Linked DNA regions of Homo sapiens: region 1 is linked to region 2. A link is an interaction called in ENCODE POLR2A ChIA-PET data of the cell type or tissue named here. Cell type or tissue: GM12878. All regions are shown on one strand. Each heading gives the region's core, and the rest is flanking DNA. Links, peaks and the distances in the headings are about the cores only. Region 1 overlaps PHACTR2-AS1 (PHACTR2 antisense RNA 1). Region 2 has its middle 40 kb from the start of SF3B5.

Region 1 (5,384 bases), core at 151-5,150, 500 kb after region 2:
ATGATGATTAAAGTAACTTACTTGCAAAATAATGTGAATGGCCATTACCTGGCCTTTAACCCTTCAGGAAGTGTTTACTCTTCAAAGGGAAAAGTTTGTCAAACCAAGTGAATCCTCTTGCCGAACCACATGGAGAACATATTTTGGAGAGAGATGGTAGGCGAGCTCCTGTGGCCCTCTCTAACTGAGGCTGGGGTTAGGGAGGGAGGCCCTTTCTTTCTGGCCTCATTTTTGTTTCAAAAGGAAATGTGGTCTCTCTGAGGGAGGAGGACAGACAGGCAGCATATCTTCTCACGTCTTTGTGCATCATTTTTATTAGTTCCTGGCCCATATTTTTAAAAAAGAATACTTACTCTTAAATGACACACTTTAAAAGCATGCTTTTCTAAATGGCAGCAATTGGACCCCATGGTGTGGCCAGTGCGTTGAGTCTGAAAATTCCATGGTGATGCGTCGCTGTGGTCCTGTGGTGATGTACGTCTTCCTTCTCCTCTAGTTAGCACCCTGTGAGCTGAGAGGTTCAAATCTGATAGCAGCTGAAAGCTTCAAACCTAGAGTCCTCCAAGCTGGGAAGCTGAATTGCTGCTCTAGGGCTGCGTTTAGATTGATTTTTTGAATGCTGTCACTGCAGAGGAGCTAGTCAACTTTTCTCAAAATATTTTTTCTCATCTTTTTCACTTTCCTCTCTCTAGTTTGACATACGGAGTTATGAATGTACTTTCTGGTTTTGTTATATGCCTCAATTTTTATTTTTGATGATTCTATCAAGCTGGCTGCCTTCAATGTTTTCTCCATTTAGTAAAATGCACTACTTCCTGTATTCCTCACCTCCCTCCACCAGATATTCACTCTCCTGGCCCACGCCTTGTGCCTGGCACGCAGGAGCATTGGAGATGCCCCACACCTAAAGTCCATACCTTAATGTCCTGAAATAAATAAATGAATTTAAGGAAGAAAGTCTGAAATGAACTGGGGCCGAATTATACAGTAGCTGGTATCACAAAATTCTAATCAAAGCTAGGGACTTTAGTAATGATCCCTGCCTGAAGTCCTAAAAGCATGCTCCTTTGTTAATTTCTTAACCATCATGAGTTTTCACTGTCCCTTCTGCTACTACCTTCAATGTAACACTACAAATAGATTAATTACTAAGAGTAAAAGGTTTGGTCTCTTTTCTTTTTGTTTTTTTTCTGTTTCTTTTTAAAAAAATTAATTGTGAAATAGCAAATTTAAAAGGATCATTTTTTTGAACAACAGTCTTTAAAAAAAAAAAAAAAGCTAAATGTCATAGTGCCCTAAATTCTTTTGTGTCGGTGGTGATTATATTGTATGTCAAGAAACCATCCTGAGGTGATAATTAGATTTTATCTGCAAATGGAGGTGGGAGGATGAGAGTAGGTGGTAGCGTCAACATTTCACCAAAACAATAAGACAATTCACACGATGAGGTAGGAAAAATATTACTCAAACAGCTGGCTGGGGCTACTGTGTGATTAAGGGAATTTTGACACCATAATCATCTAGGGTGGGGGTATATTTTATTTGCCTATGGCCAGACATTTAGGAAGGCAAACTGGAGCAAGAGGAAAAGCAGGAAAAAATAGACTGATAACCAAAATGTAAAATATTTCTGTGTTGATCATCAGGGAAGTGAATAACACAGGCCACAAAGACCCCTTTTTTTCCCACAGAACTTTTCAACAGATGGTTATACTAGTTGTTTCAGAATTAATACCAAGGATTGAGGGTTGGAGGCATGCAACTTAGAAGCAGTGCTGGTGTGAAAGTGATAAGGTTTTTGGCTCCAAGTAACACCTCCCAATTTGTACAGCAACCACAATAGAAATGTGCTTCAGGCAAGGTGGCGTCCTACATTTTAACTTACCCCCAAGAAAATATCCTGAATTTCACAGGTGTTCTCAGTAATATGACCTGACTGAAAATAGCTTCTCTTCTGTATTTTTCCCCAGGTTAAAATTAAGCTCGGCAGGCTCGACGTAAATGTGCAGACAAAGCAAAGCAGGAAGCCTCCCACACTAAAAAGGGAAGATAAGAATCACAGAAGCTGGGATGGTTTTTATTGAAGGGCATTTCAAAGCAAATACAGACATCTACAGCATATTTGTAAATCCTCCGTATGTGTATGGAAACACACACCTTCACACATCAAAACTGGATTTGTTCCTGAGTAACAAAACGTCCTAAGAACAAAATGAAAGAAAACCAAATAGCAGAAAAATACTTCCAATGTATATACCACAAAGGATTATTTATCAACTCAACACACCAAGAGTTAAGAAAATAATGCAACAGGAACAAAGGGCAAAGGATATGTACTGGGAAGACCACAGAGAAAGAAAATGCAAATGGCTAATAATATAAAATATTTCCTAGGTTCAATAGTAATCAGGGAAAGACAAAATTACACTTTTGACCTCTTAGACTGGCAGTGACAAAGATTATTTGAGTGACCAAGCTTTAGTCAGGCTCCTGGATCTTCTAGGCCCATCTGGGCACTTCCTCGTAAAATACAGTTTTAACAAAAGCCCTGCTAAATTGGTTTACCGAGAACTCCCACCCTCAATCGAGTTCCTTAGCCCTTCACCTTTCCTCAGGTGAGGGCTGATCATCCTGTCCTGTCTTCAGCAAGACTGCTCTAACGCTGACGTTTCCTTTTAGTAATTTTCCATCCACTGACACCCACTTGTAATTTATAGCCAAGGAGCAAGATACACTGCTCCTTGGCTATAAGTTATTTTCCCTGTTACATTCAGAGTTGAGCCCAATCCCACTCCCCGACTACAAAATCGATAGCAGTGGTCCCTATACCTATTGCAATGGTCCTAAATAAAACCTGCCTTACCGTGCTTGAACAAGTGTCATCGAATAATTTTTTAACAGCAAATTGTTGGAGGTAAAGACATTTTTAAATGTCTTCAATTAGTTTAGCTACTTCCACGTAATGTTAAAATCTCCATCAATTGGCTAGTTACTGTCCCTTCCTGAGAAGAAGCAGACACCATAGCCCTGCATACTGTGGATTCACTCCTAAGTTGATATTGATATGAATGAAATAGTTATCTCCCAAACTTTGCTTTCTACATTTGTATCAAAAAACATGATGCCCCTCTGCCCAGCGCCCCCGCCACTGGATCCCCAGTCTCACTCAGAGAAAATGTCAACGTCATTGCGGTGGTCTACAGGGGCCCAACCCGGGATTCTTTTCTGTTCCTTGGGGCCTTTGCCCTTGCTCTTCTCTCTGCCTGGAAGGATCACCCCTTAACTTCTCTCAGGCCTTTCTTCAAATGCCACCTTCTCAGTGGGGCCTGCCTTGGTTGCCATACTTAAGGTTGCAATCTGCACACCTTCACCCCGGCACGACCTATACCCTTCCTCTGCTTTGTAATCACCATCTAATATTGTTTATTTAGTTTGTGTATTGTCTCTGTCTCCCAGCAAGACTCTTTTCTTGATCAAACTCTAGTCAGCTCCCCTGAGCCCTCTTCTCAACTAGGCCTCAACCTCAGCCTATAGAGACTCGAATAAAACATGAATACAGTTTCTAACAGCTCAAGGCCTGCATCTCTAGAATGACCTTAACTCACCTTAAAGTGCCTGTCTGAGAAAACTCAAAACTGTCAAAATAATTTACTGTTTGTTCATCTAACATCTGAAGATGGGGCTCCTGTCTCCAGCCTCTGTGGGAGGGTGGGAGCCTGACTTCCATAAGCACCAGTTAACAAACCCAGCTGGGTTTACATGCACCAACTCCCCTCTTCCTGGTTTGTATGATATTTTCACTTCCGTGAATTTACTGAACCTCTGTTCACCTCCCTCTATACTCCTTCATTCTCTCTTTAAAATGCACAGTCACTTCTGTACAAATTGAAGTTGTTCAGTTCACACTGAATAGTTCTCTATAGCAATAGTCTATCACTCATTAAAATCTCTCCTTGCCACTTTAGTTTCCAGCTTTATCTTTGACACCCTCACTATACTGCAGTCTCTATGAGCTGGATTTTTGTTTTCTCACTGGCACATAATAGAGACTCAGTAAATACTTGCTGAACCTTGTTGATGGGTCAAGAGTGGTGCATGGGTTTTAGCCCCTCAGCCACACTTCTGGGCTGGGATAAGCATGTTTAAGCATCTGGATGAAACATCATTGCTCATTTCACTCCTTAAATACCTGGCAAGTGACAGGCAGCTGGACATCAGAGATCATGCCGGTTTTCCTAAAGGTTTCTTCAATGTGTTTTTTGGTTTGTTCGGTTGGTTGGTTAGTTTTTTGCTTTTTTTTTTTTTTTTTTTTCTTTTTGAGATGGAGTCTTGCTCAGTTGCCAAGGCTGGAGTGCAGTGGCACGATCTTGGCTCACTGCAACCTCTGCAATTCTCTGGCCTCAACCTCCTGAGTACCTGGGACTACCCACCACCATGCCCGGCTCATTTTTGTATTTTTAGTAGAGACAGGGTTTCACCATGTTGGCCAGGCTAGTCTCAAACTCCTGACCTCAAGTGATCCACCTGCCTTGGCCTTCCAAAGTGCTGGGATTATAGGTATGAGCCACCGCATCCAGCCTTCAATTTTTTTTTAATTCTGATAGAGCACCATCTACTACATGCTTAATATTATCCATAAACAGACATGTCTGAGCACAGAAGATCATGTTAATGAAAGATTATTGAAAGGTACTGGGTGAAGAGTACTTGCTTCACAGGAACTTTTCTTGTTGGTTGTTGTTATTTCCCTGCTTCCCTGCCCTTTATTTCCATTTGTGGTTTTGCTCCTTAAACTTCCCTTCAACTCCTACTCCCTCAGTGACTCTCTGGGTTTTCATTCTTAGAACTTCATCAGAAATGCTTTGGCTGTGAATTCCAGTGACTTCCTTCAGATGCAATCTGAAGATGTCCTTTCAGTTTTTATTCTTTAGGTTCTCTTAGGTGAGCTGGGGGCCATTAACCTCCCTCACCACACTCTTTCTTCCCTAGACTTCTAATTTTTTTTTTCCAGCTGTGGCTTCTCACTATTTTCAGGTGACTACAAATACTCCCAAGTATAATCAGTCGCTTTCCAACAAATGCCTTATAAACAACTACTATGGATGAGGCACCATTGAGATTACAAAAGTCTACTACTCAAAGTGAACTCGAAGAGAGGGAGACAGTCTATACTCACATGAAAAGTTAAAGTTTATTGCATATTGCTTGCTGAACAAATTATTAAGCAAGCACTATGCAGTAAACTTTAATTTTTCATGTGAACAAAGCTATGTAGGAAAATTCCAGTGATACCCAAGGCAATAATAAATGGTCACATTATTAATCCAACCAGCAAGTCAAAGTTCTCCATTTAGAGCTTAGCCTCCCCCCATTATTACATTTCT
Region 2 (5,384 bases), core at 263-5,262:
TCTTCCTGGTGATGAGTGAGCTCACCCAAGATCTGGTTGTTTAAAAAGTGTGTGATGCTGTGGCAACTCCCTCACCTTGCTCTTACTCTCATCATGTGACATGCTGGGTCCCTGTCACCTTCTGCCATGAGTAAGAGCTCCTTGAGCCCTCACCAGAAGCTGAGCATATGTCAGCACCATGCTTCTTGTACAGCCTACAGAAACATAAGCCAATTAAACCTCTTTTCTTTGTAAATTAACCAGTCTCAGTTATTCCTGTATAGTGATGCAAAGATGGCCTAGCACAAATGATATTTTGGAAATGACACCAATTTTAGCTTTAGTATAGGTGTATAAATTTGGAGTCAATCTTATTAGAGATGGTCAAGTATTCATTGGCTCAGCCTAATCTTGGTTTGAGATCTGGCTAAAGTTAAAACTGCAATAGTAATAATAAGTTCCTTCAGACATTAATTTGCATGAGTCCATGAACCTGAGGGCTTTGGGCTGAAAGAAGAGAGGAAGCATGTAGAGGTAAAAAAAAAAAAAAAAAAAATGGTGAGGCGTGGTGGTGTGGAAGGCATGGGATGGCATTTGCCACTTTCTCCAACAACCTTTTCTCTTCGGGCACAGCTACTTAGACTGGGCTTTTAGGGAGAGGAGCTAGAGACATGAGCTGATGAAGCTAATGGGTGTGGCATTTTCAGAGAAAGATTGAAGGGAATGTAGCATCTTTTATCAGCTTGTGGGTTTGGAATCTTTCGAGTACATTGGGAAATGGCACCAGTGCAGGGAAGGGTACGATTCTCTGGAGCACTGTATGCAGTATGCAGCATGCCACAGTGGCACGGGTGCTGGCACATGCTTCCTCCTGCCACTGATGGGCCAGCCCTTGGCCAGGTATACATGTAGGGTGCCTCTGGTGAGAAGAAAGGTGATTTTTAATATATTATTCAATACAGAGCAACATATTTATAAACAACTTGTTTAGGAGAAGTAAAAGCATTACATTTCTATCAAGCAAGGATAAATAGAATACTGCTGGTTATTAACGATTTGCAATGTGCAAAGTACCATGTGCCTTGTCTTTATATAGGTCTTCTCTTTAGTAAAAGTGAATGTGTCTTTGCAAGGAACTTTGGCAGTTTTTTATAAAACTATACATACTCTTAACCATATAATCCAGTGATTGCACTACTTGGTATTTACCCAAAGGAGTTGAAAACTGAAGTCTACACCAAGACCAGTATGAGGATGTTAACAGCAGCTTTATTCATAATTTCCAAAACTTGAAAGCAACCAATATATCCTTCAGTAGGTGAATGGATTAACAAACTGTGGTTCATCCAGCCAATGGGACATTATTTAGCACTAAAAAGAAATGAGAGTCAGGCATAGTGGCTCAGCACTTTGGGAGGCTGAGGCAGGAGGATTGCTTGAGCCTGGGAGTTTGAGAGCAGCCTGGGCAACACCTGGGCAGCATAAATAAAATTAAAAAAAATTAGCTTAGCATGGTGGCACACACCTGTAATCCCACCTACCTGAGAGGCTAATGTGGGAGGATTACTTGAGCCCAAGAGGTCATGGCTACAGTGAGTAGTGATTGTGCCACTGCACTCTGGCCTGGGCAGCAGCGATAACCTGTCTAAATTTAAAAAAACAAAAACAAAAACAAAGAGCTATCAAGCCATGAAAGGACATGGAGGAATCTTAAATGCATATTACTAAGTGAAAGAAGCCAACCTGAAAGGGCTACCTACTGTATGACATTCTAGAGAAGGCAGAACTATGGAGGCAATAAAAAGATCAGTGGCTGTCAAGGGCTAGGGGTGAAAGAGGGTTAAATAGACGGAGCACAGAGGAGTTTTGTTTAGAGCAGTGACACTACTCTGTATGGCACTATATTAGTAGATATATGCTGTTATAAATTTGTCCAAACACATAGAATGTATAACGTCAAGGTGAGCCCGAATGTGAACCATGGACGCTGGGTGATAATGGTGTGTCAGTGTGGATTGAACAGTTGGAACAAATGCGCCATCCTGGTGGGGATGCCGGTAATAGGGGAGGCTGTGCGTGTGTGGGGGATGGGACATGTAAGATGTCTCTTTCCTCCTCAATTTTGCTGTGAACATAAAACAGCTTTGAAAAATAGGCTTTTTTAAAAAAGCGAATGTGTTAAAAGATATAAAGCAGCGGTTCTCAAACTGATCCCTTGGAGGTCTAGATTTCTTCAGAGGTGGGGGTGGGATGGAGAAAGGGATGAGGGGAAAGAAAAGTGAGTCATCTTTTACCATGTTGAACTTCTCTGTGGTACTTCTGTCTTATATGTTGAACTTCTGATATATCATTATGAAAAGGGTGGATCTGCTTTCAAAAGTAAGAGCACTACTATTTTATGAGCTTTTGAAGGTTAAATTTTAGCCCAAATCACAGGGCTGTCATGTAGGTGGAACATGAATCTCTCTGTGTGTGTGAATGTAGTACCCAAAGAAAGACAGTGGCTGTGTATCGTTCATGGGGATGAGGTTCTTTCTTCCAGGACTTGTTATCGTTAATAATGTAAATGTAGCTTTCACTTTCCTAAAGGCACCTGTAGTTATGATTTATATCTCTGACAACTGTGGCTCCAGATCTGGAGATGAGCACATACATGTTTCCCTTCACTAAGACCCAAAACTTTGCTAAGGATGAAAGTGAAGGTCAGGGTTGGGGCAGAGCAGAGATGGACCAGCACAAGGGCCATCAATGGAAGAGACTGTTGAGATGAGACTGGAGGGAGGAGAAAGAATCACAGGCTTGAGGGTAGTTGGGGGTCCTACGATAGAGGCACCCAGGGCAACAAGAAGCTAGATTTGGGGACAAAAGCAATTTAACACAGATAAGAACCTCCATTTAAACCATAAGCCTCATCTGTATAATAAAATTCATCATGTTAAAGAATGCCAGTGTGGTTTTGTATAACAAGCACAGCAAGTCATGGTGGGTTGTGGTTCTGGTGCTGCTTCTGTTCTTGGCTTTGTGACCTTTGAGTCTGCTTCCTTATATGTAAAATGAAAGTGTTGAACTAAGCACTCGGTAAGCTTTCTTCTCTGTCGAACACACTGTGTTTCTGGGTAAGTGTGTTTTCATGAATATCTGTGGATATGAATATCTGTGGATATGCCTCTCCGTGCTCATTAGACATTTCTTTTTCAAAATATATGGCACTACTATATGTAAAGGGTGTTTTTCAATAGAAAGTTCTATTTTTTTGAGCTTCAATAACACTTGGATGGAATCCTTTATTATGACAATTCATGTTGAAAAGGTGCTGGGTTAATGCATTTTCCTCGTGTTTTAATTTGTACATGTCCAAACACTGACCTGTGTTAAGTACAGAATAAAATGGCATTAAATTTCTATTATTTATATGTTGCATTTCCTTTACAAATTTAAAGTTTAGGAAAGAAATAATTTTGCTAGAAATACTTTTGTAAGGAAAATAGCTCTAGTACACCTTACACATGAACACACACACACACACACACACACACACACACACACACACACACACTCTTTTTTAGTTTTTCTTTTTCTTTTATGCTCCGGGATACATGGGTACAACGTGCAGGTTTGTTACATAGGTATATGTGTGCCATGGTTTGCTGCACTATCAACCCGTCATCTAGGTTTTAAGCCCTGCATGCATTAGGTATTTGTCTTAATGCTCTCCCTCCCCTCGCCTCCGACCCCTGACAGGCCACAGTGTGTGTTGTTGCCCTCTCTCTGTCCATGTGTTCTTATTGTTCAGCTCCCACTTACAAGTGAGAACGTGCAGTTTTTGGTTTTCTGCTCCTGTGTTAGTTTGCTGAGGATAATGGCTTCCAGCTTCATCCATGCCCCTGCAAGGGACATGATATCATTCCTTTTTATGGCTGCATAGTATTCTATGGTATATATGTACCACATTTTCTTTATCCAGTCCATCATTAATGGTCATTTGGGTTGGTTCTATGTCTTTGCTATTGTAAATTGTGCTGCAATAAACATACGACACACACATTGTTTTTCTTGCATAAGTAAAAAGTAAGTTTGGAAAGATGTATACTAAACTTAATCTTGGCTAACTCTGAAGAATGGACTGTTGTAGGGGCTGGTAAACTTTCAGTTTTTACTTTATATACTTTTGTATTGTTTGTTAAGTGAGCATATATTTTATAATTTCATGCATGTGGTATGTTATAGAATGAGACTTTATAATTATAAAGCACTTTATTGGATTTATAGGTACAATTGTCATTTGACATAAGTAAGTTAAGACCTAGAGTTAAATAGTATCATTTGTTAGACCATATAGAGAAATGAATATCCCTTTCCTGATGGATTTTGAAGTTGATGGTGTTCTTCTTGGTATGTACTTTGACAGGATTCATGTGATAATTAATATAATCAAAGACTTTCCTGCAGCTTCTTAAAGAGGCTGAGCCCAGAGATGACAAATAAGTTTCATCATATTTTATTGTAGCTGCCTAGAAGGATGTGCTGATAAGGATCTCGAGGTTATAACTATGTTCACTGGGCAAGAATACCGTGATCAGTAACTGGCCTGACATAGTTACTAGAGGATGAGGAAGACAGCTGATCATTTTCCATGTATTTGCCATCCCCGAAGCCTAAACTTTTAGGTGGTAAGTTTCTTTATGAAGGTAGTATTTTCCTTTTTATCCAAATAAGTCCTGTAGGGACTTATTGTCTGTACTGTCCATCATATTTAATCAAATAGTATTTTGCACAGTTATTGAATAGTTTCATGATAAATCATGTTAAGATGGCAAGCACTGGGACCTTTTGTATCCCTCATAGGTGGTAGCAAGATGTTATACTTGAATGAACTACTCAAGAATTAATGACTAATTAGGCCGGGTGTGGTGGCTCACGCCTGTAACACCAGCAATTTGGGAGGCCATCGTGGCTGATCACCTGAGGTCAGGAGTTTCAGACCAGCCTGGCTAACATGGTGAAACCCTGTCTCCACTAAAAATACAAAAATTAGCTCGGCATGATGGTGCATGCCTGTAATCCCAGGTACTCAGGAGACTGAGGCAGGAGAATTGCTTGAACCCGGGAGGCAGAGGTTGCAGTAAGCCAAAATTGCGCCACTGCACTCCAGCCTGGGCGACAGAGTGAGACCATTTCAAAAAAAATGATTGATTGATTGATTTTGGCAATGTGTGGTTGTAGCTGATAAGGATGACCCAATATGGTTGAGCATCAGTTAAAATAAATAATTTCATCCTTGTTTATCAAAGCATTTACAAGTATTGGTGCTAACCTGAAAAAATATAGTATTGTGAGTATAATTTTTTTCTGTGACCCCCTTCAGTCTTCTCAGTTCATGATACCAAGAAAGAATTAAATGGCTT

Evidence for each region. Peaks named below come from ENCODE experiments on the same cell type or tissue, not always from the same donor. Only the 100,000 strongest peaks of a DNase experiment are listed, where the experiment ranks them.
Region 1: POLR2A ChIA-PET joins it to region 2 with 5 read pairs; 3 of 35 experiments call an interaction of 5 or more read pairs at or near these places.

Annotation. Positions count from the first base shown.
Region 1 is chr6:143,551,817-143,557,200 of GRCh38, reverse strand. PHACTR2-AS1 (PHACTR2 antisense RNA 1) reads left to right here. Exons shown (of 3, transcript NR_027113.2): 3 at 1,971-3,086. It also overlaps a transcript of PHACTR2 not described here. Among named protein-coding and RNA genes, the nearest start is that of PHACTR2-AS1, 15 kb to the left of the region's middle. In GM12878, for the core only: no CTCF peak of the experiment used is centred there; no DNase peak of the experiment used is centred there.
Region 2 is chr6:144,052,928-144,058,311 of GRCh38, reverse strand. It overlaps a transcript of PLAGL1 not described here. Among named protein-coding and RNA genes, the nearest start is that of SF3B5, 40 kb to the left of the region's middle. RefSeq lists an enhancer at 3,043-3,152. In GM12878, for the core only: no CTCF peak of the experiment used is centred there; a DNase peak (open chromatin) is centred at 2,980; H3K4me3 peaks cover 984 bases; H3K27ac peaks cover 1,360 bases.